2 separate regions of the Homo sapiens genome follow, and region 1 is linked to region 2. A link is a loop called in an ENCODE intact Hi-C map of the cell type or tissue named here. Cell type or tissue: OCI-LY7. All regions are shown on one strand. Each heading gives the region's core, and the rest is flanking DNA. Links, peaks and the distances in the headings are about the cores only.

Region 1 (14,640 bases), core at 6,487-14,486, 150 kb after region 2:
AATGGTCGGGGGGTGGGGGAGCAGCTGTAAATACAGATGAAGCTTCGACCCTGCAGCTCACCTTCTGCTGCGTGGTTCGGCTCCTAACTGGCTATGAACGGGTACCGGGAGTTGGGGACCCCTGCCTTAGACTATCTTGTCTCTCTCTGGTGGACTCTCCTGGGGATAGTTCCCAGGTAGGCTGGAGGAATGATGCACACTGAATCAGGCAAAAGACATCAATCAGATATAGCAAGGTATACATATGTTAAGGTCCTCTTCAATTTCTCTGAGCTTTGCTTTTTCAAACTTCTTTCCCAGTAGAATTCACTGTCCCAGCCAAAAGGTTCTTCGTGGTCGTCAGAAATATTTAGTGCTTTCTATTGCCTTTGCTTACGTATTTATTGATTCATCCAGAAATTATGTATTAATTACCTATTGTATTAATATGTGTATTTATTTATTTATTTTTGAGACACGGTCTTGCTCTGTTGCTCAGGCTGGAGTGCAATAGTACAATCATAGCTCACAGCAGCCTTGACCTCCCATGCTCAAGTGATCTTCCTGCCTCAGCCTCCCAAGTAGCTGGGACTACAAGTGTGTGCCACCATGCCCAGATAATTTTTTATTTTTTTAAATGTAGAGACAGGGTCTTGCTATGTTGCCCAGACTGATCTGGAACTCCTGGCTCAAGCAATCCTCCCACTTTGGCATCCCAAAGAGCTGAGATTACAGGCATGAGCCACTGTGCCCGGACCTATTGTATATTTGATTCTCTGGTAGGCACTGGAGACTCAAAAGAACAGGGAATGTAAAATCCCATTCTGCATGGAAATCTTTTGACCTCGACTTGGCAAGCTGTCTTAGGCCTCCACATCTCTCTGAAATCCGAATTGCTCCAGGAAGTTTTCCCTGAGTATCTCAGTAGCCCTGTGTCCCTCTCCTCCTGCCCCACACCTGCCCAGGACTTGAATCCTGTGGCTTCTCTCTCCTCCTTTATCATCATCCATGTCTCCTGTTATAGATGAGGTCACATCTCCTATTCCAATTTTCCTTAGCCCTGGTCTGATCATGTGGATTTTGGTTTCTTCGTTGATCTTAAATGTTTAACTTTCACCTTTTATTTGCTCCAAGTGTCCTCATATTCACATTTCACATGCTATATTTTTTCCTCTTGATTATTTGCATTTTCTTTTTTTGAGACAGAGTCTTGCACTGTCGCCCAGGCTGGAGTGCAGTGGCGAGATCTCAGCTCACTGCAACCCCTGCCTCCTGGGTTCACGTGATCCTCCTGCCTCAGCCTCCCCCGTAGCTGGGATTACAGGCACACATCACCAAACCCAGCTATTCTCCTGCCTCAGCCTCCCAAGTAGCTGAAATTATAGGCACACACCACCACACCCGGCTAATTTTTTGTGTTTTCAGTGAAGACGGGGTTTCACTATGTTGGCCAGGCTGGTCTTGATCCTTGACCTCGTGATCCGCCCGCCTGGGCCTCCCAAAGTGCTGAGATTATAGGCGTGAGCCACCGCGCCTGGCGACTATTTGCATTTTCTTTCCTGAACTTGGCTACTGTTCATATAGGATGTTTTTGCCCTGGAAGGGAGAAAGGTGGATTTCATGTAGACTTTAAAAAAAAAAGTAATTTCTCAGCTTTGATTTTCAAATTGGAGTCGAAGAGTTAAAACAAAAAATTGTAGCCTTCAAATTTAGGCTTTCATGAAAGATAAGATGATTAACTCAGAATTCCAAAGACTGGGAATGATTCTTCTATGGAACCCAGCTTGGAGGATGGATTTTGGAATAATCCAGAGTGGGAGGCTGAGTATAGGATGTAAAGAAAGTTCTTGTCGCTAGACACAGTGGCTCACGCCTGTAATGCCAGCATTTTGGGAGGCCGAGGCAGGCAGATCACCTGAGGTCAGGAGTTCGAGACGAGCCTTGCCAACATGGTGAAACCCTGTCTCTACTAAAAATAGAAAAATTAGCCGGGCGTAGTGGCTGATGCCTGTAATCCCAGCTACTTGGGAGGCTGAGGCAGGAGAATCGTTGGAACCCGGGAGGCGGAGTTTGCAGTAAGCCAAGATTGCAACACTGCAATCCAGGCTGGGCAACAGAGCAAGACTCCATCTCAAAAAAAAAAAAAAAAAAAAAAAAAAGAAAAAGGAAGAAAAAAAGGAAAGTTCTTTTCCCACAGGAAGGAAAAGCACAGACACAGGCAGGTGAGGCTTCATGAGAAGGTCAAGGTGAGAGCTCTGCTGTGTGTTTGGGGTTGATACCTGTGCATGGCAGTTGGCGACTCATTTGAGGAAACTCACTCTCAGGGACTCAGAGGGAGTCTGAGAACCTCAGGGCCAATTCCCGCTTCATTGAGCTGTACCCTGGAGAGCTGAGAGCTCTCAAATAAGCTTTGGCTGGTGGGCCAAGGCGAACATGGTGTGGAGATGTGGAGCAGCTGGAGTGGAGGGCTGGGTCTCCCAGGAAGCCAAGAAGTGTGGGGAAACTGAGGCACAGAAGAGGCTTGGCTGTGTGAAAGAGCTTGCAGGGTTCTAGCACCTCACAGCCAGAGTGGCCATGGCCACGCCTGTGGATGTCAGCAGGGGACACCTGAACAATCCCTAAGGGACAGCGGGTCCGGGCCATGCTTGGGATTGCCCAAGTCAGGGTGCCCAGGAACCATGGCCTCCAAGGGAAACCAAGAGTTTCAGATGAATTCAGTGCTTGGGAGCAGGACCAATGAGAAAATCACATCACATTTCTATAGCATTTTACAGTTAATACTGTTCTCTGTCGTGCTTGACAAAGAGAGATGATTATTTATTAGTTTCCACAGATTAGACAATGGCGGGGGGTGGTTCAAGGTGAGATGGTTTTTGGGTCCGAGTCAGCTCAGGACAGGCATCCCAGTCTTCGGTCTCCAAATCCACCTCCTGTCTGTCCCCCCACACTGCTCCTTGGGCCTTGAGGATCCATTGACCGTGATTTCGGTGGTTCAGCTCCCACATCAGGCAGGAAGGGCAGCTACTGGGGCTGAGATCCCACATTGCCTCCAGCCCTTGCTTCCTACCTGGCCTCCCCGGGCACCACGAGGGGCTGGGCCAGGCTGCTGTGCTGCACGTGGCAGGAGTAGGGGGCTGTGTCCTGCGGGGGCACATGCACCAACAACCAGGTCAGGTAAGTGCCGTTTCCACCGTGAAGAACATCTCCCCGTAACTCAGGCTCCTGCACCTCGCCGGCCCGAGTCCAGTGCACATCAATTTTCCCTGGGTAGAAGTCGTAGGCCAGGCACTTCAGTTTCTTCTTTTCTCCTGGGGCCTGGTGGCTGGTGACCACCACAGAGGGAGGATCTGTGGAGGGATAGAGTGTGACACTGCAGGTTTGAGGTCGACTTCTCCCGGCCCAGGTCTCTTCTCACCCCTACCCCTGGATGTCAGCAATCAGCAGAGCTCTAAGCTCTGTATCTGCCCGCCCCACTGCCCCCTGCCCTGGGACACTTTCCAGAAGATCAGGGAAGGCTGAGGCTTTCCCTGATCCTTCTCTGTTGGATCATGGAATGTCCTGGCTCCCCTCTCGCCCATTCTCCACCCCACCCATGTATTGACTCTGATAAGTTGTGAATGCTCTGTGCACTTTCCCATGTTTTCCCACATCTGAGTGGGCTTTGGAGTTCTGTCCCCCAATCTCAGTCCAGCTGCTTGGTTCAGCCCATGCCTCTATCCAGCAACCGCTTCCCTGCAGCACTGCACAATCCTGAGTCTCACTATGTCTGCAATCCAAGTCTCAGCTTGCAGCCATCGATTCCATTCACACTGGCTCGCTGTTGTCTTTCTGGGGCTGACATTTTACACACCTCCCTTCTCTCCACCACCCAGATGGGAGGCATCATTGTAGAGAGAAACAACGATGGCATTTGGAATCTGAAATCTGGAATTCAAGTCCTAGCTCTTCCTTTTTTTTTTTCTTTTTTTTTTTTTTGAGACTGAGTCTCACACTATTGCCCAGGCTAAAGTGCAGTGGCGCGATCTTGGCTCATTGCAATCTAGTCCTCCTGGGTTCAAGCAATTTTCATGCCTCAGCCTCCCGAGTAGCTGGGATTACAGGCGCCTGCCACCACGCCAGGCTAATTTCTGTATTTTTGGTAGAGACGAGGTTTCATCATGTTGGCCAGGCTGGTCTCGAACTCCTAACCTCAAGTGATCCACCCACCTTGGACTCACTCCCAAAGTGTTGGGATTACAGGCGTGAGCCAGCATGCCTGGCTGCAGCTCTGCCTCTTACACACAGTGTTACCCTCACCTCTGTCACCTCCAGCTCCTCATCTCTCAATGGGTGATATTTAGGGAAGCCTACCAGTGAATCAGTGGCTTTCCTGGCCCATTCTGCCTGAAATTTTGATGTCCTCCTAGGAAAGGAATGAATCCTGGAAGTTGAAAACTGGGGTTCTACGTGACTTACATGGATAGAGGAGATTGGCCTAAGATGCTCTCTGAGCTCCCAGCCTGAGATCACCTTGGTTTTTCCCAGCTTAGCACTGGATAGCAGGAAGCAGTGAGTACCTTGCCGGTCCAGGATATTTTCGCTGTATTTCAGGTATTTCCGCAGAGTTGCAGGGCACTCCTCCTCCAGGTAAGCCTTGGCCCGCTGCACGTAGACTGGTTCTGCCTCCTACTTCTGCTTGGTGTTCTGGGCTTCCGGGACCAAGGGGACTCAGGCTGGGATTTCTTTGTTGAATTCAATGTAGTCCTTTCCATCATAGGCATTCTTCCAGAATGCTCCAGTGCTTCTGTTATTCTGGATCTCACAACCAAACCTTTCCTGCAAGGCATGAGACCCTGAAACCTCCCCTGACCCCACAGGAAGCCAGTCAGCCTAGTGCCAACTGAATAACTCTTAGTCCTGCACTCTTCACAACTCAATAGGAGGAAAGGCTTTTGCAATCTAAGCATGCAGTTCCGTAATCATGGCATATGATTTTATCTGGACGTACAGTTGACACAGAGTGGCAAAGGCTATATGGATTGGCATTTCGGGCCAATTTGAGATGAAATATGCATTCCTCCCAGCCAGGGAAGTTAAGAGAGCTACAGGCCGTGGGCAGATTTCTGTCTCTTCTGTAGCATCTCTTTTTATTTGTTTGAACTTACGGGGAGTATTTAGGAACCTGTCACAACCACACCAAAGTACATTTCCGAATTTGATAGAAATTATTTGTGATTCCATATGAGGAAAGGAAGGCTCTCCTTTTCTCTCAGTTCTAGGTGGAGTTCATATCATCACCTAAATCAACCTAATCTGTCTGACTATTTCTTTGTTTCTTTTTTTTGAGACAGAGTCTTACTCTGCTGCCCAGGCTGGAGTGCAGTGTCATGATCTTGGCTCACTGCAACCTCCATCTCCCGGGTTCAAGCAATTCTCCTGCCTCAGTCTGCTGAGTAGCTGGAATTCCAGGTGCGCAACACCACACGAGGCTAATTTTTGTATATTTAGTATAGATGGGGTTTCGCCATGTTGGCCAGGCTGGTCTTGAACTCCTGACCTCAGGTGATCTGACTGCCTTGGTGTCCCAAAGTGCTGGGATTACAGATGCGAGCCACTGCGCCTGGCCTGATCACTTCTTTCTTCCTTTCTGGTGTTTGATATCTTTATCCCAAATCTCTAAAGTCCCAACCTTCTTGCCCATTAGCAACAACTCTCAGAAATGGACCTCATAGGGCAGAGGACACAGCCTCTTCATTCTGATTATAAAAACAGGTGTTTACCTAGCACAGGTTGGTGCTGTTGGCATAGACTCTCACAGCTCTCAAGCTGTCTGGGCTCAAGTCCCAGGTCTCTTCCCGCCCCAACCTGGTGTGTTGTGTGAACTGGAGCCAGTCACCTCCTTGTGCCTTTATTTCCTCACCCCTGAAACAGCAGTGCCAAAAGCACGGTTTCAGGGGGTTATTCTGAGCATTATATATGCTCATAAATGGGCCTGGCACAAAGTAAGTGCTCAGTAAATGTCAGCTACTCTTATTTTCTAATACCCTGTGTTCATCTCTTCATCCTCCTTCCTCGTAATTATCCACTTTGCCATTTCTATTCCTGTCCATCAATGCTTCCCCCAGTGTCTTTTCTGATCACCTGTGCCCCCTCCTCTCCTATGGCTAACACACAGCCTGGGTCATTTTCCTTACCAAGACCTCCCATCCCTCATCCTTCAAACGTCTGCTTATCTCTTGCCTCCTTTGGGAAACCTTCAGATCCCATGTAGCACCTTGGGCATTTTTGTACTTAGAAGCCCATCTTTTGATACCCACTCCATGATAATTTAACACCAGCAGTTCACCAGGCCTGGGGTTGGCTGCCTTGGGGCTGGCAGTGTGGTTTGGGAGAAAGAACGCTGGGCCGGGGGCAGGGGGACCGTCTCTGCACGGGCTCTGCCACCAGCTCCTCCGACCACAGTGCAGGTGGCCCTTCCTGGGTCTGCATCTTATGGTGAGGAGGAACTTTAGGGCTGCAGGGATCTCTAACAGCCTGTGGTTTTGAATGCAGCACTTCCTGAGCCCCCAGCATGGGCTACGGTGTGTGCTGGGTGCTTTTCTCTGTTGATTCCACAAATTTCAATTGAGCCAATATTGGCTGTACCCTGTGCTAGGTGATGGAGCTGCAAGGGAGATCAGGACAGACTGTGACATCCTTCATAGAACAGACATAGTTAAATATTACAGACTTGTTTGGAGATAGGTCTCAGTGCTCCAATGTTTGCAGATTTCGACCAGATATTTTGGGAACATTTCACTGTCAACAGGTAGGACTGGCAGAGCCACCAGGTGAGCCCAGGTCTGAGTGACTTTGAGAGTGGCTCATTCTCCAGGCAACCTCCCTGGACAGGGGTGAGTCTGATGCCTTCTCATGGGGAGATCAGCCTCTGATGGGTGGGGAGTGGAGGTGAGAGGTCAGAGGTGCCTAGATAGGAAGTGACTCTGCCATCACTTCCTGTGTGACCTGAGACCTGGGATGAGGATGGGGCAATCGATGGGGAAGGGGACAACACTGTGCTGTGGGGGGGGTGGGATGCGGACATGTCTGTGTTTCTGCTGTGTCTCCTGTTCCTCCCCTGGGATTGGGACTATTTCCATCCTGCTGACCCCTTGCCACTCACACCTGGGGGGCTGCCTCTTGGGTTAGACCTTCCACCCCCGCGGTCTGTTGTTCACTGACCGTTACCGTCGTTGTAATACTCCATGATGTTGTTCAGGGTCTCCATAAAGATGTCCTCCCTGGCCTTCTGAACTTGGCTCTGCTTCTCCCAGTCCTCTACTCCTTCCGCATGTCTCCATGGTCCCAGGGGCTCAGCCTTCCTGTCTTCACTGTTGTAGTGGAAGAAGGCATGGCCATTGAGGAAGACAGTGCCCTGCAGCCTGTGGGTGCCTTTGCCAGACCTGGACAGCCCAGTGTAGAGATAGGTCAGAGAGTAATGACCTGCAAAAGAAAAGACTCTGAGGGCTGGGGTCCATGCAAGGGTGTCCCATTGTGGGGCTGCAGAGGGCCAGGAGGGGAGGCCTGGCCACTGGCCTCTTCCTCCCCAGCTCTCTCCTCTGCCATCAGCTTCACACCATTGGAGCCTCACTCAAGGAAACAGGCTCTACTTTCATGCTGGGGATGATATTTCAGAGACCATTCTGTTTCTTCACTACAGAGTTTAATCTGCTTGGCACAGAAGAAGTTAACATTTCTCAGCCTCCTTATAGATAGATTGGAACCATGTGACTGAGTTTTGTCAAACAAGAATGTGAGTGGAAGTGACTGATGTCTTTCTTCTGGTCCAAGGCTCTACCATCTGGCTTGCCCCTACGGTCTCTTATCCCTTTCGTTGACTGTGGAGGCCACAGGATGAAACAGAAGAGTCCCAAGATGCAAACAGCCTGGATCCCTGAGTCACCCTGTGGAGGAGAGGAACCTTGCCCAATCTGCATTGAACTTGACATGAGAAATAAACATTTCTAGTCTAACCGGACAAATACATATAGTTAGAAAGTGTAGGAAGGTGAATTTACTAGAAAACTCAAGAAGTGACCCAGAATGGATCAGCATAGGGTAAGGCTAGGATACCTCTCAGAATTCCTGGCATTGTATCTTGCAGTTTGGTACAAGATGGAAGCTGAGAGAGTGGGACATTTCCACAATTAGTTCCATAGTTAATTTAGAATATAATTTACATGAGTGTTAGTAATGTTGGAAGTCATATGGCAGATTTCTAATTTAAGTACTGAAGTCATTCTTGCTCATGAGTTTCTGAATGTGATTAGCCTTTAAATCAGACCTTGAGTAAAACAGATTACCCTCTACAGTGTGGATGGGCCTCATCCAATCAGTGGAAGGCATCAAGAGAAAAGGCTGAGGTCCCCCAGAGAAGAAAGAATTCTGCCTCTAGACTACCCTTGGACTCAGGACCGCAACACCAACTCTTTGCTTGGTCTCTAGCCTGCTGGCTTGCTTTGCTGGTTTAGGACTTTTAGCCCTCAGAATTGTGTGAGCCACAAGAAATATTAAATAAAACTCCTCCCTTTCTCTGTTTTGTATATACATACACGTATATATGTATATTATACATATACACATATATTTAGTGTACATATGAATATACAATGTATATTCATATATACATACGTGAGTGTTTATACAATGTATATTAGTTTTGTTTCTCTGGAGAACCCCGAATAATTCATATTTGGGTGCAGAATGGGATTAATATTATAAATGTGATTATTATAAAACTAACGTGAAACACCTATTTTGACAATTTGTAAATGTCATGAATTTTATTTTATTTTATTTATTTATTTATTTTTTTGAGACAGAGTCTCGCTCTGTTGCCCAGGCTGGAGTGCAGTGGCGCGATCTCTGCTCACTGCAAGCTCCATCTCTCGGGTTCACACCATTCTCCTGCCTCAGCATCCCGAGTAGCTGAGACTACAGGCCCCCGCCATTACGCCCGGCTAATTTTTTGTATATTTAGTAGAGACGGGGTTTCACCGTGTTAGCCAGGATGGTCTCGATCTCCTGACCTCGTGATCCACCCACCTCGGCCTCCCAAAGTGCTGGGATTACAGGCGTGAGCCACCGCGCCCGGCATGAATTTTAAACTCACACAACTGAGAAGCCATTCACTTCCATGTCTTTATCCTGCACATTCTCATGCCACAAACAGCCTCCTTCCCCTCTCCTATAAATGAATCTTGATCTCCCCAAGCTCCCACTGTCTTCTCTTCCGGCCACTCGCTTTCCAGACCCACTGCAGTGGTGTCTGAGTGTGGGGTGAGGGCACGGGTTTCCTTCTAGCACCATCCCTCCAGCCAACCTGCCTTCCCACTTTCCCCTTGGGGGCTGTTCTCTCTTTTCCTCAGCGTCAGGCAGGTGTACCCAGCCATCGGAAGGAGGGAAGGAACAGGAGCAGAAGCAGCTCCAGGCCTGTGGTTCCTGCTCCGTCCTGGCTCTCCACCCCAAGCAGGTCGCTTGGTCTTTGGAGTCTTTGTTTTCACTGTAAACTAAGGGGTTTTAGATTCAGATTCCTGAAGGTCTTATTTTGGGTGAGGGCAGAGGCTCCCTGAATGCTCCTGGAAGTGTGTGAGCTGAGGGAGTTGACAGCCTTGGACACCTGTTCCTGCCATATGCCAGGGAATCCCAGCTGCATCCAGCCCTTCTCCCAGCCACATGTCCTGTTCCTCACCTCCTTCCAGTCCTCTCCAGCACCCATCCCTTGCTTTCCCCACTCACCATCTCGGGTCTCCTGGAGGACAGCAGGACCCAGAAGCAGCAGCAGAGACAGCAGGACAGACACCATTCTTACCATTGTGTCTGCTTGGAAGGTTCTGGGCAGGAGGCACAGGTATTATCCTGGGTCCTGGGGCCATGCCCAGGGGAGGTGAATCTACAGGCCAATGGGAGTACCAGGCCGGGCTCCTCCCCTGACAGTAAGAAAGAAGTATGCACAAGCCAGGCTGGGCAGAGGTTGTGATCAGTGAGTCTACACACAGGATATGCAAATTTAGAGCTGAGACAGTTGATCTCTGGACTGAGGATTTGTGTGTGCCTGGGGCGGAAGGATGCCAGTGTGTGGGAGGTGTGTGTGATGGGTGGCAGGTGCCTGGGATGTGTCGCCCTTCCAGTCTATTATGACACCCTCTGGGGTCACTTGGGTGTTGTCAGACCACACTTCATCTCTGCCTTCTGGAAAAACTCTCAACATGTCCAAGACACGGACATGGGTAGACCCCCGCTGGGGTGGGACCCTCACTCTCCCACATCCGATCCTGCCAGAGCTGTCTGGAGGACATTCCCATTCCCATCTCTCCCTCTTTCCTTTAGGTGCCTGTGGAATCCCAGCCTTCCATGATGGAAGCAGAAATAGCCGCATCCTCCTTTTGCAGCCTCCCTGGCAATAGAACGAGCAGGTGTGCACAGGGTTTATGCTCAGCAAGTCGAAGCTACTGCCTTGGATATCAGGTCAAGTGTTAGGGAAACAAAGAGGAGGGCACAGTGGACAATGTTTTCTGGTGGTCTTGGCAGGGGTTGCAACTGCCAGCTCCCGGGGCAGTGGGGCTGCAGTAGCTGCGGGGGGCGTCTTGAGCTTCAGTCCCCCGGGATGTTGTAGATCCCGTGCTGTGGCCTCTGCTGCCCCCTGCTGGCAGCTTCTGTATATTTACTGGGCCGGTTGCAGGTGTGATTTTGACTGTTGGGCTCCTCTGGAATTCTGAGCCTGGGTTCTCCATCCTTTCTGTGGATTCTGAGAGCTAACCAATAAATACGTTTATTTTCTGCTTAAGGTCAGAACTGCATTACGTTTCCAATAACAAATACTCCTGGCGGATACAGAGATTGGTACAAGGATTGTTTCCAGGCAGTATTTACTCAGGGAAATGGAGGGCTGGGAAGCTGAGGTTGGTTACTGGGCCAGATTGGGGCTGCGCAGTGAAAACACAAGAGTCTTGGGGGATTCTGGCAGGCCTGGTGTGCAGTGATAACTTCAACAGTTGGCTGAGGTATCTGTTATGGTAGATTGGTGTAGGGACCAGCCCCACAGGGTCGGAGGGTTTTTCTCCCCGTGTGCAGAGACGAGAGAGTGTAGAAATAAAGACACAAGACAAAGAGATAAAAGAAAAGACAGCTGGGCCCCGGGGACCACTACCACCAAGACGTGGAGACCGGTAGTGGCCCCGAATGTCTGGCTGCGCTGTTATTTATTGGATACAAAGCAAAAGGGGCAGGGTAAAGAGTGTGAGTCATCTCCAATGATAGGTAAGGTCACGTGGGTCATGTGTCCACTGGACAGGGGGCCCTTCCCTGCCTGGCAGCCAAGGCAGAGAGAAAGAGGAAGAGAGAGAGACAGCTTATGCCATTATTTCTGCTTATCAGAGACTTAGTACTTTCACTAATTTGCTATTGTTATCTAAAAGGCAGAGCCAGGTGTACAGGATGGAACATGAAGGCGGACTAGGAGCGTGACCACTGAAGCACAGCATCACAGGGAGACGGTTAGGCCTCTGGATAACTGCGGGCGGGCCTGACTGATGTCAGGCCCTCCACAAGAGGTGGAGGAGTAGAGTCTTCTCTAAACTCCCCCAAGGAAAGGGAGACTCCCTTTCCCGGTCAGCTAAGTAGCGGGTGTTTTCCTTGACACTGAGGCTACCGCTAGACCACCGTCCGCTCGGCAAGGGGCGTCTTCCCAGACACTGGCGTTACTGCTAGACCAAGGAGCCCTTCTGGTGGCCCTGTCTGGGCATAACAGAAGGCTCGCACTCTTGTCTTCTGGTCACTTCTCACTATGTCCCCTCAGCTCCTATCTCTGTATGGCCTGGTTTTTCTTAGGTTATGATTATGCAGCGAAGATTATTATAATATTGGAATAAATTATAATATTGGAGGATTATTATAATATTATAATATTGGAATAATAAATTTGGAAAAAACTAATGATTAATGATATTGATATATAATCATATCTATGATCTAGATCTAGTATAACTCTTGTTGTTTTATATATTTTATTATACTGGAACAACTCATGCCCTCGGTCTCTTGGCTTGGCACCTGGATGGCTTGCCGCCCACATCTCCCCCCTTTTTATTAACTAGGATCGCCATCGCCATCATTGCTTGTCGTTGACTTCGGATTTGTTTTCGGACTCCTTGGAGGCATCTGCAGGCTAAAAGGAGACAACGTAAGCATACCAATATTAATAATGCCAGTGACAACAATGATCCTCCAAGGGGTTTGATCTATTTAAAGGGATTAAGATCAGATAATTGTTTAGTTATGCCTTCAAAAATGTCTGAGCCAGGAACAGTGGATAAATGAGCTTGTGAATCCTCGAAAATTTGCTCTTTAAGTTTTGAAATATCCAAGGTTAAGTTATCATCCCAGGCTTTTAAATGTCTTGAGACATTTTCCCAGCTATGTTGATATTTATTATAAGCATAAGGCATTATGCAATAATCAGAAGTATTCCAATCACTCTGTAATTGCATACGGTGTTCCAAATTCATATCTCCCAGCCAGATTACACTTTGGCGGAGATCATTAATTTGATTAGCTAATTTTTGATCAATTTGAGCCTGAGAATTCCAAAGTCTGGAGGAGTTTTTCTGCCATGCTTCAATTCAACATATTGAACGGTTTGAACAGAATTGTGGATGGCAACTCCAGCAGTTGCTGCTGTTGCAGTAACCGCAATTAGTCCTGCAATGATGGCAATAAGAGTAAAAATAAATCTCTTTGTTCTTTTGCGGATACCTTTAAGAACTTCATTGACTATGTGAATAGAGGGGGAAGACTCCCATGGACGATGTAAAGAAACTGGTATCCATACCCCCTCCCTAGCCCTTACCAAGAGAGTACTTGTAGTGGGATTAAAAGTAGCATCAATGCACGTGAACAGCTTACAGTTATCACATTCTATAGTTTGTGTATTGGGAATGATAATTATATTTCCAACCAACAGCATGTAAGGGGGTTTGACATAGCTCCTGATGGGTATCACCCGTTCAGATATGAGGGTGATGTTGAATGTGGGTGTTTTGGTATTAGTGTGAAGGAGTTGATAGGTAGTGTTCCATATCCTTATTCCTGTCATAGCTGCAGCTAATTTTCATAGTTGAGGATGTTCTGGGGTAACAAAGGGATGAATCATTTTTGGTCTAGGAGGAGTAATGCCTGCATCCATCCATTTAAATAGGTAAGGGGACACCCATTGTCTCAGCCTGTATGACTGCCATCCATCCTCTACATAATCTAACAAATAATTAAACTCTGAGCATGAGGTATTTTTGCTGGAGCAATCTTGCCAATAATGCCCTTTTGGAGCCCAATCAATAACAATACCTGCGGCTAGACTTTGGAGCACAACGGCCTTAGGAGCATTACAATTATTCCATAAAATTGAAGTCACTATAAAAGGTCCCTTTGTAGGTTTCTTTAACCAAAAGAGAGGCTGGGCACAGTTGCTCACACTAGTAAACCCAGCACTTTGGGAGACCGAGGCGGGCAGATCACGAGGTCAGGAGTTCAAAACCAGCTTGGCCAACATGGTGAAACCCCTGCCTCAGCTTCCTGAGTGCTGGGATTATAGGCATGTGCCACCACGCGCAGCTAATTCTTGTATTTTTTCAGTAGAGACGAGGTTTCATCATGTTGCCCAGGCTGGTCTCGAGTACCTGACCTCAACCTGAGGTGATCCAACCACCTCAGCCTCCCAAAGTGCTGGGATTACAAGCATGAGTCACCGCACCCGGGCCCCAGTCACTTTAGAATAGCATGTTGCTTTGTATTCGGAGGGTCTCTCTGCAAATAGCCCATCAACACTGAGCGTGCCTGGAAAGACCTGGTTTTCAAATAACTGGCTTCGTCTGTGTAAAACGAGTCTTGTTGTATGCATTAAAAATTATCTTGGCTGGGCGTGGTGGCTCACGCCTTTAATCCCAGCATTTTGGGAGGCTCGTTCTGTTGCCAGGGAGGCTGCAAAAGGAGGATGCGGCTATTTCTGCTTCCATCATGGAAGGCTGGGATTCCACAGGCACAGAAAGGAAGGAGGGAGAGATGGGAATGTGACTGTCCTCCAGACACAGCCTCTGGCAGGATCGGATGTGGGAGAGTGAGGGTCCCACCCCAGCTGGGGTCTACCCAGGTCCATGTCTTGGACATGTTGAGAGTTTTTCTGGAAGGCAGGGATACAGTGTGGTCCAAAAACACACAAATGCCCCTACTGGCCCAGGGGTTGTCACAATAGACTGGAAGGGTGACACATCCCAGGCGCTTGCCACCCATCACACGCACCTCCTACCCACTGGCATCCTTCCACCCCAGGCACACACAAAGCCTCAGTCCAGAGATCAACTCTGGACTCAGCTCTGAATTTGCATATCCTGTGTGTAGATTCATTCTTCATAACCTCTGCCCAGCCTAGCTTGTGTATCATTTTTTTTTCTCTATTAGGGGAGGAGCCCGTCCTGGCACTCCCATTGGCCTGTAGATTCACCTCCCCTGGGCAGGGCCCCAGGACCCAGGATAATATCTGTGCCTCCTGCCCAGAACCCTCCAAGCAGACACAATGGTAAGAATGGTGCCTGTCCTGCTGTCTCTGCTGCTGCTTCTGGGTCCTGCTGTCCCCCAGGAGAACCAAGATGG
Region 2 (15,590 bases), core at 4,362-12,361:
GGAACCTTTGTGAAGCTCTACAAGGCTTCAATTAATATGCTGATGCCAGCCACGGTGCTTCACGCTGGTAATCTCAGCATTTTGGGAAGCTGAGGCAGTACGATCACTTGAGGTCAGGAGTTGGAGACCAGCCTGGTCAACATGGTGAAACCTCGTCTCTACTAAAAATAATTAAAAAACAAAAAAATTAGCCGCACATGGTGGTGTGTGCCTGTAGCCTCAGCTACTTGGGAGGCTGAGGCAGGAGAATCGCTTGAGCTCGGGAGGCAGAGGTTGCAGTGAGCCAAGATCGCGCCACTGCGCTCCACCCTAGGTGACAGAGCAAGACTCCATCTCAAACAAACAAACAAAAAACATGCTGAGGATTGTGGAACCATATATTGCATGGGGATACCCAAATCTGAAGTCAGTAATTGAACTAATCTACAAGTGTGGTTATGGCAAAATCAATAAGAAGTGAATTGCTTTGACAGATAACACTTGATTGCTTGATCTCTTGGTAAACATGGCATCACCTACATGGAGGATCTGATTCATAAGATCTATACTGTTGGAAAATGCTTCAAAGAAGCAAATAACTTCCCATGCTCCTTTCAATTATCCTCTCCACGAGGTAGAATGAAGAAAAAGACCACCCATTTTGTAGAAGGTGGAGATACTGGCAACAGAGAGGACCAGATCAACAGACTTATTAGATGAACTAAGGTGTCTACCATGATTATTGTTCTAATGTTTTCAGTTAATAAACAGTAACTGCTCTCAAATTGAGAAAAAAAAAAAAAAAGTCCATGCGCGGTGGCTCACACCTGTAATCCCAGCAGTTTGGGAGGCCAAGGCAGGTGAGTCACGAGGTCAGAAGATCGAGACCATCCTGGCTAACATGGTGAAACCCCGTCTCTGCTAAAAATACAAAAAAAAAAAAAAAATTAGCTGGGCGTGGTGGCGGGTGCCTGTAATCCCAGCTACTCAGGAGGCTGAATCAGGAGGATCGCTTGAACCCAGGAGGTGGAGCTTGCAGTGAGCCAAGATCGCACCACTGCACTCCAGCCTGGGCGACAGAGCGAGACTCCATCTTAAAAAAAAAAAAAAAGAAGTGAGAATACACAGGAAAGGTATGTGACTCAGCCTTTGGGGTTGTGGGAAGAATTCCACAAAAAGGAGATATCTTGGCCAGGCACAGTAGCTCACGCCTGTAATCCCAGCACTTTGGGAGGCCGAGGCAGGTGGATCACCTGAGGTCAGGAGTTCGAGACCAGCCTGGTCAACATGGCGAAACCTCGTCTCTACTAAAAATACAAAAATTAGCTGGGCGTGGTGGCACGTGCCTGTAATCTCAGCTACTGGGGGGGCTGAGGCAGGAGGATTGCTTGAACCTGGGAGGCGGAGGTTGCAGTGAGCCGAGATTGTGCCATTGCACACCAGCCTGGGCAACAGAGCTAGACTCCATCTCAAAAAAAAAAAAAAAAAAAAGGAGATATCTTTTTTGTTGTTGTTGGAGATGGGGTCTCACCCTTTTGCCTAGGCTGAAGTGAAGTGTAGTGGCTCAATCTCGGCTCACTGCAACCTCCACCTCCTGGGTTCAAGCGATGCTCCAGCCTCAGCCTCCCGAGTAGCTGGGAGTAGGTGCGCACCACCGTACCAGCTAATTTTTGTATTTTTAGTAGATGTGGGGTTTCACCATGTTGACTAGGCTGGTTTTCAACTCCGGGCCTCAACTGATCTGCCCGCCTCAGCCTCCCAGAGTGCTGGGGATTACAGGCATGAACCATCGTGCCCCACCCAAAGGGGAGATATCTAAGCTGCGTTCTCAAAGAGGACTTTGTGTCAGCCAGGTACAGAGTGTCAGAAGGGCACTCACGGCTGGGGAACAGAGATGCCCAGGTATAACATAAATCACACAGAAAAATGTTTGAGTTGGGGATGGGATGAGGCAAGAGGTGAGGCAGCAGAATAAAGCAAGAAGGTCCCCAAGGACTTCATACACCGGGCTCAGATTTGTGCATTATAATTTCTAAAAATGGCTTCAGATAAAACTGAACAATTCATTTCTCCCAAAGCATCTCAGCTGAAGCTCAGGCTTTATTTTGTAAAAAAGGTTTGTACATTTTGGAAGGCTGATTTCCTGGCAGATGGGACTAACGCGCTTCAGGAAGGTGTAGGTTTCTAGACACACGAAGTTACTTCCTGGACTAGCAGCAGGGCTAAGAGCCAGTGACTTGCAATATATACCCTAGGGGAAAGCAGGTGCCTGTCACCACCTAGATATGGCTTCAGGTGAAGATTTTTGTGTGTGTGTGTATTCAGCTCCCAACCTTGTTTGATCACTCAATGGAACAGGTAGCTGAATGTGACCACAGCTTATGATGGAACCTACTGACCTGGAAAGAAACCAGCATGCTGAACCACTACCTTATAAACCCTTGAGCACAACCTTCCTCCCTCAGTTTTTGCAACAATGACCCTACTTTACCCTCAGGGACTCTATTATCTCAAGTTTTCTCCAAACAACTCTACTTTCGTCTTTGTACCTTGTATTAATATTTTAGTTAACAGGACTTTTTCTCCAGACAAATTTGTATCTTACCTTACAGGGAAATAAAACATTTTACTTTTGGCACTAGAAAAAAATATGTAAATATATGTGTTTAAAAAAAAAAAAAGTGGGCCGGGCGTGGTGGCTCACGCCTGTAATCCCAGCACTTTGGGAGGCCAAGGCGGGCGGATCACAAGATCAGGAGATCGAGACCATCCTGGCTAACACGGTGAAACCCCGTTCCTACTAAAAAATACAAAAAATTAGCCGGGTGTGGTGGCAGGCGCCTGTAGTCCCAGCTACTCCAGAGGCCAAGGCGAGAATGGCGCGAACCCGGGAGATGGAGCTTGCAATGAGCCGAGATTGCGCCACTGCACTCCAGCCTGGGCGACAGAGTGAGACTCCATTTCAAAAAAAATAATTAAAAAAAAAAAAAGAAAGAACAAATTTTAAAAAGCAAGAAAACATCTTATAACCTTTAGTGTTGGCCTTGCTGCTAGAAAACGTAAGTCTAAACATATTGCTGTGGCCGGGTGCAGTGGCTCACCTGTAATCTCCGCACTTTGGGAGGCCGAGGCAGGCGGATTACCTGAGGGCGGGAGTTCCAGACCAGCCTGACCAATATGGTGAAACCCTATCTCTACTAAAAATAAAAAAAATTAGCCAGGCATGGTGGCATGCGCCTTAGTCCCAGCTATTTGTGAGGCTGAGGCAGGAGAATCACTTGAACCCAGGAGGTGGAGGCTGCAGTGAGCCAAGATCGCGCCACTGCACTCCAGCCTGGGCGACAGAGGGAGATTCCGTCCCAGAAAAAAAATAAATAAAATAAAAAACATATTGGTCACATGAAGCAACTTTTTAATTTTTTAATTGTTTATTTTTTTGAGATGGGGTCTTGCTCTGTTGCCTAGGCTGGAGTGCAGTGGTGCAATCATAGCTTACTGCAGCCTCCAACTCCTGGGCTCAAGTGATCCTCCCACTTCAGCCTCCTGAGTAACTGAGACTACAGATGTGCGCCCCCATGCCCAGCTAATTTTTGTATTTTTTGTAGTAATAGGGTCTCACTTTGCTGCCAGGCTGGTCTCAAACTCCTGAGCTCAAGCCATAGAGCTCAATATACCATCCATCCCTGCATAATTTCTTTATATACTTAGGTACTGCCTTCAAGTCCAGTTTCTTTCTAGAAAGCAGAGAAACGCAACCCTCTCCCCAGGGCATTGCTTTCTTCTACAGATATCCAGTAGAAAAGGCTTTCTGGGCTGGGCGTGGTGGGTCACACCTGTAAATCCGACCTTTGGGAGGCCAAGGCGGGCGGATCACTTGAGGTCAGGAGTTTGTGACCAGCCTGGCCAACATGATGAAACCCCATCTCTACCAAAAACACAAAAATTAGCTGGGTGTGGTGGCGTGTGCCTATAATCCCAGCTCTTCAGGAGGCTGAGGCAGGAGAATCGCTTGAACCCGGGCGGCGGAGGTTGCATGGCGCCACTACACTCCAGTCTGGGTGACACAATGAGACTCCGTCTCAAACAAACAAACAAACAAAAATGCTTTCTGGTGGGTGAGTGGGAGGAGGAGGTGATTATTCTTTTCCTGGGGGTCTGGACCATTAAGTTCCACAGTCATTAGGTTCCTCTTGCCGGCAGCCTTATTCCTTCTTTGCGCTTGCATTCCCAGACTCTACATTTACTCTACTAAGAAGTGTGGTTCTCTCCTTCCTCAGGCAGCTGCCTTTCTCCCCACTGAACTTCCTTCTGGGTGCTTGACCAGCCACATCTTCCACACATTTTCAGATGCTGTACTTTGGCAGTAGGTGAAACATCACCAGGACGCTACCCTGTGAGTTTTTTATGAAAAGAGGACACAAGGCTTTGGGGACTTACAGAGGGAGGGGAGCAAGGGTTGAGGAGTATCCTGCAATGGGGGAAGGGGATTTAAATTTCAGAAAGAAAATGTAGGCAGGGGAAACAGACACATGGACAGACTCAGGTTTAGGGAGCAGTGTATTTCTTCTATTTGTCAAGCAATCAGTATGGATTAAAATCATGATCTGGGGCTGGGCACAGTGGCTCATGCCTGTAATCCCAGCACTTTGGGAGGCCAAGGCGGGCAGATCGCCTGAGGTCATGAGTTCGAGACCAGCCTGGTCAACATGGTGAAACCCCATCTGTACTAACAATACAAAAATTAGCTGGGCGTGGTGGTGGGCACCTGTAATCCCAGCTACTCGGGAGGCTAAGGCAGGAGAATTGCTTAAACCTGGACAACGGAGGTTGCAGTGAGCTGAGATCACGCCACGCCACTGCACTCCCGCCTGGGCAACAGAGCTAGACTCCGTCTCAAAAAAAAAAAAAAAAAAAAAAAAAATATATATATATATATATATATATATAATTTATAAAATAAAATTTAAAAAAATAAAAAATACAAAAATTAGCCAGGCATGGTGGCATGCACCTGTAGTCCCAGTCTGGCGGCTGAGGCAGGAAAATTGTTTGAGGCAGAGGTTGCAGTGAGCCGAGATGGTGCCACTGCACTCTAGCCTGGGCTACAGAGAGAGACTCTGTCTCAGAAAAAAAAAAAAAGAAGACGACAATGAAAATTCAGACTTAGAAAAAAAGCATTCATGCTGGGCATGGCAGCTCAAGTCTGTAATCCCAGTACCCTGGGAGAGACTCTGTCTCTACAAAAAATCAAAAAATTAGCTGGGCATGGTGGCAAGTGCCTGTGGTCCCAGCTACTTGGGAGTCTGAGGTGGGAGGATCACTTGAGTCTGGGAGGTCGAGGCTGCAGCAAGCTATGATCACCCCCACTGCACCAGCCTGGGTGACAGAGTGAGATCCTGTCTCAAAAAAAAAAAAAAAAAAAAAAGGTAAAAGGAAGAAAGAAAAAAAAAGAAAAGGATCAACTGAGTGGTAGGATGTCTGGAATTTATTTATTTACTTATTTATTTTTTTGAGACAGAGTCTCACTCTGTCGCCCAGGCTGGAGTACAGTGGCATGATCTTGGCTCACTGCAAGCTCCGCCTCCCGGGTTCACGCCATTCTCCTGCCTCAGCCTCCCAAGTAGCTGGGACTACAGGCGCCGGCCACCACGCCCGGCTAATTTTTTGTATTTTTAGTAGAGACGGGGTTTCACTGTGTTAGCCAGGATGGTCTCGATCTCCTGACCTCATGATCCGCCCGCCTCAGCCTCCCAAAGTGCTGGGATTACAGGCGTGAGCCACCGTGCCTGGCCGGATGTCTGGAATTTCTAAGAGATGATGGTCTGAATTCCTGGGTTTTCCCTTAGCCCCAAAAACTAAATGCTGAGAAGGACAAAAACTCCCAATTAAAGGTGGGGCTGCAGGGAGAGAAATTGGAGAGTAGACAGCAGTTGCTTTTTCTTTTTTTTTTTTTTTTTAGACAGAGTCTCATTCTGTTGCCCAGGCTGGAGTGCAGTGGCACATTCTCGGCTCACTGCAACCTCCGCCTCCCGGGTTCCAGCAATTCTCCTGCCTCAGCCTCCCGAGTAGCTGGGATTACAGGCGCACACCACCACGCCCAGCTAATTTTTGTATTTTTAGTAGAGACAGGGTTTCACCATGTTGGCCAGGCTGGTCTCTAGTTGCAGGAAAACAAGCTCAGGGCTCCCACTGATTCTACATGATGATGAGTTGTAGAATTATTTCATTATATATTACAAACACTGCTGAACACAGCTTCTAATTATTTAATCATGCAACTGGAAACTTCAAAAACTGCCATTATTGATATACATCTTCTACATTGATGGTTTCTTACTGATCCTTGGATTAAAATTTTTTTTTTTTTTTTGAGACAGAGTCTCGCTCTGTCACCCAGGCTGGAGTGCACTGGCACAGTCTCAGCTCACTGCAACCTCCACCTCCCGGATTCACGCCATTCTCCTGCCTCAGCCTCCTGAGTAGCTGGGACTACGGGCACCCGCCACCATGCCCGGCTAATTTTTTGTATTTTTAGTAGAGACAGGGTTTCACCATGTTAGCCAGGATGGTCTCCATCTCCTGACCTCGTGATCTGCCTATCTCGGCCTCCCAAAGGGCTGGGATTACAGGCATGAGCCACCGCGCCTGGCCTGGATTTTAAAAATTTTCTACCTGGGGTCTTGAGCACAGGTCCGATGTCTAATAAACAACTTCAAGCTTCATGGCCAGGCACGGTGGCTCACGCCTGTAATCCCAGCACTTTGGGAGGCCAAGGCGGGTGGATAATTTGAGGTCAGGAGTTCAAGACCAGCCTGGCCAACATGATGAAACCCCATCTTTACTAAAAATACAAAAATTAGGCGGGCGTGGTGGCGTGTGCCTATAATCCCAGCTACTCAGGAGGCTGAGGCAGGAGAATTGCTTGAACCTGGGAGGTGGAGGCTGCACTGAGCCGAGATTGCACCAAAGCACTCCAGCCTGGGCGACAGAGACTCCGTCTAAAAAAAAAAAAAAAAAAGTACACCAAACTAATGCTGATCTCATCTGGCAGAGGTCACTCTGCTCTGCCCTCCGAGAGTGGAATACTGTGCTTAATACAGTTTTGCTGCTTTGCTTTGCTATCTGTTTGTGTCTCGTCCAATTCTTTGTTCGGGACACCAAGAGCCTGGAATTGCACGGCACCATCTGGTAACACTTTCCCAGTTCTCCCTTTGATCTGTGCATTTATGCAGCTTTGCCCTTTGTGATCTGTCTATCTTCTCTGGCATCTCTCCCTCTTTTTAGCCCACTGTGCAAGGAATCCCCAGGACCTCAGAGATCCACTTTCATTAGCTACTCCCTAACTCAGCGCCTCTCTTTCTTCTGTGTGTAAACAAGCTCCTTGTTCTACGTCTAGGATGGAGATGGTAGAAGCAGGGTTGCCAACAGAGGAGATAGGAGGGGAAAGGGGGATTTACTCCAGGTTTTGAGGCACAGAGAAGGAAGGGTTTGTCAGGGGTAGGGAGAGCTGGAGACCAGGGAGTTGGAGGCAAGCCTAGACTCCCCTCTGGTGGCAAGGGGAGGGTGTGCAGGTGCACCAGTGAGGATCAGGAGACAGAGATGCGAGTTATTCTCTGTGGGATTTAGCAAAACCCACAGACATACAGTTGTTTTTTGTTTGTTTGTTTTTTGAGATGGAGTCTCCCTCTGTCATCCAGGCTGGAGTTCAGTGGCACAATCGACTCACTGCAACCTCCACTTCCCGTGTTCAAGCGATTCTCCTACCTCAGCCTCCCGAGTAACTGGGATTATAGGTGCATGCTACCACGCCGAGCTAATTTTTGTATTTTTAGTAGAGATAGGATTTCACCATGCTGGCCAGGCTGGTCTCGGACTCCTGACGTCAAGTGACCCACCCCCCTCAGCCTCCCAAAGTGCTGGGATTACAGGCGTAAGCCACCACGCCCAGCCACAGACATATAGTTTTAAACACAAGAAGGGACCTGCAGATGTGTTTGGTGGTGGCTTAGACACTAGGCTTTGGGTCAGAGCCAGTATAAGACCGTATATGCCAGTATAAGTGGAGCACCTGCTGGAGACCTACCAGCAAGAGGAGGATTATGTTTGGTGAACCAAAACCTCCTTCCAGGCTGGGCGCAATGGCTCATGCCTGTAATCCCAGTACTTTGAGAGGCCAAGGCGAGAGAATCACTTGAGCCCAGGCAACACAGTGAGACCCCATCTCTATAAAAAATAAAATAAAAAATTAGCCAGGCATAGTGTTGTGTACCTGTAGTCCCAGCTACTCTAGAGTATGAGGTGGAAGGATTGCTTTAGCCTGGAAGTTCAAGACCAGCCTGGGCAACACGGTGACACCTCATGGCTACATAAATTTTATTTATTTATTTATTTATTTATTTATTTATTTATGAGATGGAATCTTGCAGGTATGAGCCACTGTGCCCGGCCCAAGACTCTGTCTCTAAAAAAAGAAAGGAAGGAAGGAAGAGAGAGAGAGAAGAAAGAAAAAGAAAGAAAGAAAGAAAGAAAGAAAGAAAGAAAGAAAGAAAGAAAGAAACAAAGAAACAAAGAAAGAAAGAAAAGAAAGAAAAGGAAAAGGAAAGAAAAGGGCCCGGCGCGGTTGCTCAAGCCTGTAATCCCAGCACTTTGGGAGGCGGAGGCGGGCGAATCACGACATCAGGAGATCGAGACCATCGTGGCTAACACGGTGAAACCCCGTCTCTACTAAAAATACAAAAATTAGCCGGGTGTGGTGGCGGGCGCCTGTAGTCCCAGCTACTCGGGATGCTGAGGCAGGAGAATGGCGTGAACCTGGAAGGCAGAGCTTGCAGCGAGTCGAGATCGCGCCACTGCATTCCAGCCTGGGTAACAGAGCGAGACTCCGTCTCAAAAGAAAAAAAGAAAGAAAGAGAGAAGCGGGGAGAGAAAGAGAGAGAGAAAGAAAGAAAGAAAGGAAGGAAGGAAGGAGAGAAAAAGAAGGAAAGAAGGAAAGAGAGAAAGAGAGAAAGAAAGAGAGAAAGAAAGAAAAAGAAAAGAAAAGAAAAGAAAAGAAAAGAAAAGAAAAGAAAAGAAAAGAAAAGAAAAGAAAAGAAAAGAAAAGAAAAGAAAAGAAAAGAAAAAGGAAAGAAAGAGGCTGCTGCGCTCCCGGGAGAGGGACGGCAGTCGAGACGGCTGCTGCTCCGCGGGCCTGCAGAAGGGGGCGCCAAAGATCACGAAAGTTAACAGCTGCCGCTCGGATGCCTGGAGGTAGTGGGGCCGGGGCGAAGTACCCAGGTAGGGGGGCTAAGCTGGAGGCTCCTGCAGCGCCTTCTCTTACCGGATGCCGGTCCCTGGAGGCTCCAAGCAGCTTTTCGTCCGGGAAATTTCCAGTGGCACTCAGTCCTCAACCTGAGAACTTAGCACTAGGAAACTCTGGTCTTTCCAGTCTAATGCGTATGCTCTCTTTGGTTAGAAAAGAAAAACCACGTGTCCCTTTTGCATTGGTCGATTGGAAATCAATCTATTATTCATTGCAGGAGCCGCCTCAGAATGCCATGAAGAGGTAAAGTCCACCTCTGTAGCGAGATTGCCTGGGTTGGAATCTCTGCTCTGCCAGTTACTCTTTGCCAATAACTTTCAGGGTCTTGACCTGTTGCCCATGCTGGAGTGCAGTGATGCAATCATGGCTTCACTGCAGCCTCCAACTCCTGGGCTCAAGTGATCCTTCTGCCTCAGCCTCCCAAGTAGCTGGGGCTGCAGGTGGGCTCCACCAAGCCCAACTAATTTTTTTTTTCTTTTTTTAGAGTTGGGGTTTTGCTATGTTGCCCAGGCTGGCCTCAAACTCCTGGGCTCAAGCAATCCTCCCACCTCAGCTTCCCAAAGCTCTGGGATTACAGGTGTGAGCCACCTCACCCAGCCACTAATTACTATTTATGTCATCTCTGTTGACTTAAGGTCAAGTCACTTAACCACTCAGCACTTCAGTATTTTCTTATTTGTGAAAAGGAATAATAGGCCAGGTGTGGCAGCTCAACATCTGTAATCCTAGCACTTTGGGAGGCTGAGGCAGCTGGATCACCTGAGGTCAGGAGTTCAACCAGCCTGGCCAACATGGCAAAACCCCATCTCCGCTTAAAAAAAAAAATACAAAAAGCCAGGCGCAGTGACTCACGCCTGTAATCCCAGCACTTTGGGAGGCTGAGGTGGGTGGATCGCCTGAGGTCAGGAGTTCGAGACCAGCCTGGCCAACATGGTGAAACCCTGTCTCTACTAAAAATAGAAAATTTAGCTAGATGTGGTGGTGTGCGCCTGTAGTCCCAGCTACTCGGGTGGCTGAGGCACAAGAATCGCTTGAACCCAGGAGGCGGAGGTTGCAGTGAGCTGAGACTGTGCCACTGTATTCCAGCCTGGGCAACAAGAGTGAAACTCCGTCTCAGAAAAAAAAAAAAAATGTAGCTGGGCACGGTGGCAGGCACCTGTAATCCCAGCTACTCGGAAGGCTGAGGCAGAGAAGTGCTTGAACCCAGGAGGCGGAGGTTGCATTGACCGAGATCGAGCCACTGCACTCCTCCAACCTGGGCAACAGAGTGAGACTCTGTGGAAAGAAAGAAAGAGACAGAGAGAGAGAGAGAAAGGAAAGAAAGAAAGAAAGATAATAATAGTACTTAGCTCAGAGCTGCGATGAGGAACAAATAAGTTAATGGATGGGGCTGGGCACGGTGGCTCACGCCTGTAACCCCAGCAGTTTGGGAGGCTGAAGGCTGAAGTGGAAGGATCACTTAAGCCCAGGAGTTCCAGGTCACAGTGAGTTTTGATTGCACCACTACACTCCAGCCTGGGTTACAGAGCAAGACTCAGTCAATAATAATAATAATAATAATGTACAGAAAGTGCTTAGAGCAAGTAGAACTGGTCTGCTCTGTGAGCTCTTAGGATCTCACTTCAGGCATCTGTTGCTGTTTCACCCCGCCCTACTCTGTGCCAGAGGTTGTCCAAGGTGCTGGAGGTCCCAAGCATAGGAGAGCCAGGCAGGTGTGGCCCCATCCCATGCCCATGGGAGCAATCCGGCTGCTGAAAGAAAACAGATATTAAATCATCACACTTGGGGAAGGGCACAGTGGCTCATGCCTGTAATCCCAGCAAAAAAAAATGCAGAGGGCCTGAGAAGGTAGGATCTTTTTAGGTCAGGAGTTCAAGACCAGCCTGGGCAACACAGTGAGACCATTTCTGAAAAAAAATGAAAAAAAAAAATTAGCTGATAGCCAGGCATGGTGGTTCATACCTGTAACCTCAGCACTTTGGGAGGCTGAGATGGGCAGATCACTTGAGGCCAGGAGTTTGAGACCAGTGTGGCCAACATGGTAAGACCCTTTCTCTACTAAAAATATAAAAATTAGCTGGACATGGTAGTGTGAGCCTGTAATCCCAGCTGCTGGGAAGGCTGAGGCACAAGAACCAATTGAACCCAGGAGGCAGAGGTTGCAGTGCAGTCTGCAGTACAAGATTGTGCTATTGCATTGCAGCCTGTGGGGACAGAGTGAAACCGTGTTTCAAAAAAAAAAAAAAATTAGTGGGGCATAGTGGCACTTGCCTGTCATCCCAGCTACTTGGGAGGCTGAGGCAGGTGGATGGCTTAAGCTGGAGGCTGCAGTGAGCTATGACTGCACAACTGCACTCTAGCCTGTGTGACAAAAAAATATGAACAAATACATAAGTCAGGTGACTAAGGGGTCATCTTTATGCCCTGTACCTTCTCTCAGCAACCTCCATCCTATAAGAAAGGGGCAATTGGCCAAAGTATGCCTCTGCTGTAGTTGTAGATTACCATGTTTGCACGATTATCATTGTCAATGCTTCACATTTACACTAGGGCACTATGATTTTCAATGCAGTTTCCATTTTTATTTTGGAGGCCCCTCCCACGAACCTTCTCCCATTTTACTGAGGCCCAGGGAGAATGCACAGGGAGCTGAGCCCCTCCTTTGATCTTAGTTTGGTGGCAGAGACAGGCAGTGATACTGACGATGTGATGGCAGTGTCAGGTGCACTCTGTCTTCACTAGAAAACTGGCCTCCTGGAAGGGCTGGAAGCTCCCACCCTTGACTGCTCTGACTCTGTCTCCAGCAGCTCTTCGCTGTTAGGGCTTCCCTGACAAGAGTGCAGTCCCTCTCGAGGCTGATTAGTGCAGGGCGGGCTCCTCGTCTCCGACCACCGGCTCCTGCTGGCTGTTCCCTCCACCCTCCGTCTCGGGCTGCGAGGCTTCCCTTAACACTCGAAAGGGGGGCCCGTGACCAGGTACGACCACGTCGGCAACGACCAGGACCCTCTTCCGGCTCCGCTCCTGGGCTGCGGGGTCTTCACTCAGTGCCTGCCACGAATCCTCGTCCCCATCTCGCTCAAACACATCTCCCGCCACCACCACGGTGCCCAGAGCCGTGCCGGCCACCACCACGCTCACGTCGCGCTGGCCCCCGTGGCCCGGCGTGGCCCACACCTCGAGCCCCGGGCCCAGGCGCAGGGGCTGCCCCTCACCCAGCCCGTGGGGCAGGTAGCGGCCTCCGGGAAGGCAGAAGTCGTGCGAGACCAGCAGAGCCGCGCCTGGGAACAGCCCCAAGTTCCCGATGTGATCCGAGTGCCCGTGGGTCCCCACCACTAGCGTCACGTCTCCCGGGGCCACGCCCTGCCCCGCCAGCGCCCCCAGCAGCGCCTCCCGAGCCCAGGGGCCCCCGGTGTCCACCAGGATGGGGCCACGGGCCGCCTCCTCCAGGGCGGCCTCTGCGCCGCCACTCCCGCGCGGGGACTCTCGGTGGCTGGAGGCCGGGCCCCGGGTCTGGGGTAGGACCAGGGTCACGGAGCCGTCGGCGCGCACGGCATCGCCCACACCCTCTGGCTCCGCGTAGCCCTGCAGCAGAACCACCACAGAGTAGGGGTCGCCGGGCACCAGCAGAGGGGATGCCCCGCACAGCGGCTCGGTCCGCATGAGGCTGCTCCTGGCAGGGAGGGACGGGCTGGGGAGAAAGGAAATGGAGCAGTGGGCGACCGTCCTGTCCCTCCGCGATCCCCCACCCGCGCTCGGCCCCGCCACTGCCCCTAAGCCTCGGTTCTCTGCCACCCGCCTCCCATTAAGTTGGTATCACCCTCAACCCCTGCCCAAAATGGTATCGCCCAGACTCCCTTCACACTTGGGCCCGCCCCTCCCTCGGCGTCCTCGGCCCCCGCCCCATTCCGTTCGCGGTACGTACGTCCTTGCCCGTCACCCTCCAAAGGCTATCCTTTATGTTTCCCTCCATCGAATCCTAGCCGCGCTCTACCTTGGGCCTCTGCTAGGTCTTGCCTCACTCGAAGAAAGCGCAGAAATCGAAAACGCGGGTGAGAGTTTGTCCTCTGCGGTTCCCGTGTACCCAGATATGGCGGCCGAAGCGGCGCCGCGGAGGTAGCTGTAGTTCCGGCGCCTTCACCGTGTGCCCGAGGAGGCTGCCTGGCTGGGCTCCAGCCTCCTGGCGGTTCTCCGCTCCGCAACCCCAGCAACTTCTTTGCACTGCAGAATTTTGAAGCGCCATTAGCTTTGAGGAGGGTTCATGCTCAGTTGCCCAGGCAGGAGTGCAGTGGCGCGATCATACCTCACTGCAGCCTCAACCTCCTGGGCTCATGTGATCCTCCCGCCTCAGCGTCCCGAGTATCTGGGACCACAGATGCGCACCACCAAGCCCAGCTAAGGTTTCTATTTTTTCTTTCTCTTTTTTTTTGGAGACACGGTCTAGTTCTGTTGCCAGGACTGGTCTGGAACTCCTGGGCTCCAGCGATCCTCCAGTCTTGGTCTCCTGAAGTGCTAGGATTACAGGTGTGAGCCACCGCGCCTGGTCTTTTTTTCTTTTGAGACAGTCTCGCCCTGTCGCCCAGGCTAGAGTGCAGGGGCACCATCATAGCTCGCCCCAGTCTTGAACCCCTGGTTCTAGCGATCCTCCTGCTTCAGCCTCCTGGAGTGCTGGGAATACAGGCGTGCACGCCCCTCTAAATTTTTTTTGGTTTTTTTTGAGACGGAGTCTTGTTCTGTCGCCCAGGCTAGAGTGCAGTGGCGTGATCTCAGCTCACTGCAACCTCCGCCTCCTGGGTTCAAGCGATTCTCCTGTCTCAGCCTCCCGAGTAACTGGGATTACAGGCGCCCACCACCATGCGTGGCTTTTTTTTTTGAGACGGAGTCTCGCTCTATCACCCAGGCTGGAGTGCAGTGGCACGATCTTGGCTCACTGCCAGCTCCGCCTCCCGGGTTCCCGCCATTCTTCTGCCTCAGCCTCCCGAGTAGCTGGGACTGCAGGCGCCTGCCACCACACCCGGCTAATTTTTTGTATTTTTAGTAGAGACGGGCTTTCACCGTATTAGCCAGGATGGTCTCGATCTCCTAATCTTGTTATCCACCCGCCTTGGCCTCCCAAAGTGCTGGGATTACAGGCGTGAGTCACCGCGCCCAGCCGCCCGGCTAATTTTTGTATTTTTGGTAGAGACGAGGTTTCTCCATGTTGGCCAGGCTGCTCTCGAACTCCTACACTCAGGTGATCCGCCTGCCTCGGCCTCCCAAAGTGCTAGGATTACAGGTGTGAGTCACTGCGCCCAGCCTCCAGGCTGGTCTTGACCTTTTGGACTCAAGTGATCCTCCCATCTCCACCTCTGCAGTAACTGGGACTACAGGCGCTGCACCACCAGCCCTGCAGTCTTCTTTGTGTGTGTGTGTGTGTGTAGAATTGGGGTTTCACTATGTTGCTCAGGCTGGAGCTTGAGCTTAACAAGACAGCGGCCATTCTGGGTGCTGCCTCATCGACCAGCTAGCTATGTGTGCCCGGCTGTTGTTTGAAACTTTGGGCCCAGCTAGTTTTTAGAAAAAAAGAAAAAAGTTTAATAGCGATATAGAAAATTGAGCACCTATAAAACTATATGGTGGGCTCTGGGTTACATTGAGCTTAAGTAGACCAAGTATCTATCCCACCTAAATTATCAGCAACTCCAGGCCATGACCCAGTGTCCCATTCTCCTTCACGGTTTGCTGGTGTGTAGCCTCCTGGATACAGGCAATGTATATAGATCGCAGAGAATGTCCGTTCTGGCCTCTTCCTTGGAAGGGTCTAAAAACAGACCTTAAGGAGCTAAGTGACTTCCCCAAAGCCCACAGCTCCAGTGCCACTGCTGACTTTTGGGTGGGGGTGGGATCAGTTAAAGAGGAAAGCTTTCAGTACTGTCAGCACATACACCTGCCAATTAAGGGGCTGGATAGAGTTCATCTCTAGGAGCAGGACCTCCACCCCCACCCTCCACCCCAGAAGCCATGTCATGCTGTTTCACCAGGATCTTGCCTGAGGTTAGATGGGAGAGAACAGCTACAAGCTTGGGTGGAGTCACTCATAAACACACCCTGAAAGCTGTGGAGCAGGGAGAGTGCAGGCTTTAGAGGGCTCTCCATGATCCCTTCCCCTCCTGGGGGCTCAAAGGCAAGGGTCAAAGATCTTCTCGGTCAAGTTTGGGGTGGCTTCCTGTCTTGGTCATCTTGTCTCCCCCTTCCTCTTCCTCCTCTTCCTCCTCCTCCTCCTGCTCTTCCTCCCCTTCTGTTTTCTCTTCCCCATCTGTGATCTCCTTTCCAGTCC

What was found. Hi-C counts contacts between places; a loop is a spot of excess contacts. Peaks named below come from ENCODE experiments on the same cell type or tissue, not always from the same donor. Only the 100,000 strongest peaks of a DNase experiment are listed, where the experiment ranks them.
Region 1: it touches region 2 in a loop (30-fold over the local background); 14 of 110 quality-filtered maps call a loop at or near these places.

The regions. Positions count from the first base shown.
Region 1 is chr7:99,975,944-99,990,583 of GRCh38, reverse strand. AZGP1 (alpha-2-glycoprotein 1, zinc-binding) reads left to right here and starts at 14,553. Exons shown (of 4, transcript NM_001185.4): 1 at 14,553-14,639. The coding sequence starts at 14,564. It also overlaps the pseudogene AZGP1P1. RefSeq lists a silencer at 7,366-7,521. In OCI-LY7, for the core only: CTCF peaks have their summits at 10,471 and 10,672 (motif pointing left); DNase peaks (open chromatin) are centred at 9,983, 10,423, 10,663 and 14,413; H3K4me3 peaks cover 563 bases; H3K27ac peaks cover 417 bases.
Region 2 is chr7:100,124,743-100,140,332 of GRCh38, reverse strand. MBLAC1 (metallo-beta-lactamase domain containing 1) reads right to left here and starts at 13,366. Exons shown (of 2, transcript NM_203397.3): 1 at 13,269-13,366; 2 at 11,838-12,965. The coding sequence starts at 12,937. The coding sequence ends at 12,137. CNPY4 (canopy FGF signaling regulator 4) reads right to left here. Exons shown (of 6, transcript NM_152755.2): 6 at 14,825-15,590. The coding sequence ends at 15,445. It also overlaps a transcript of TAF6 not described here and the pseudogene RPL7P60. RefSeq lists enhancers at 2,442-2,501, 13,347-13,416, 14,127-14,796 and silencers at 12,457-12,936, 13,027-13,146. In OCI-LY7, for the core only: CTCF peaks have their summits at 7,322, 7,538 (motif pointing left), 8,979 and 9,181 (motif pointing right); DNase peaks (open chromatin) are centred at 7,532, 9,192 and 12,112; H3K4me3 peaks cover 783 bases; H3K27ac peaks cover 858 bases.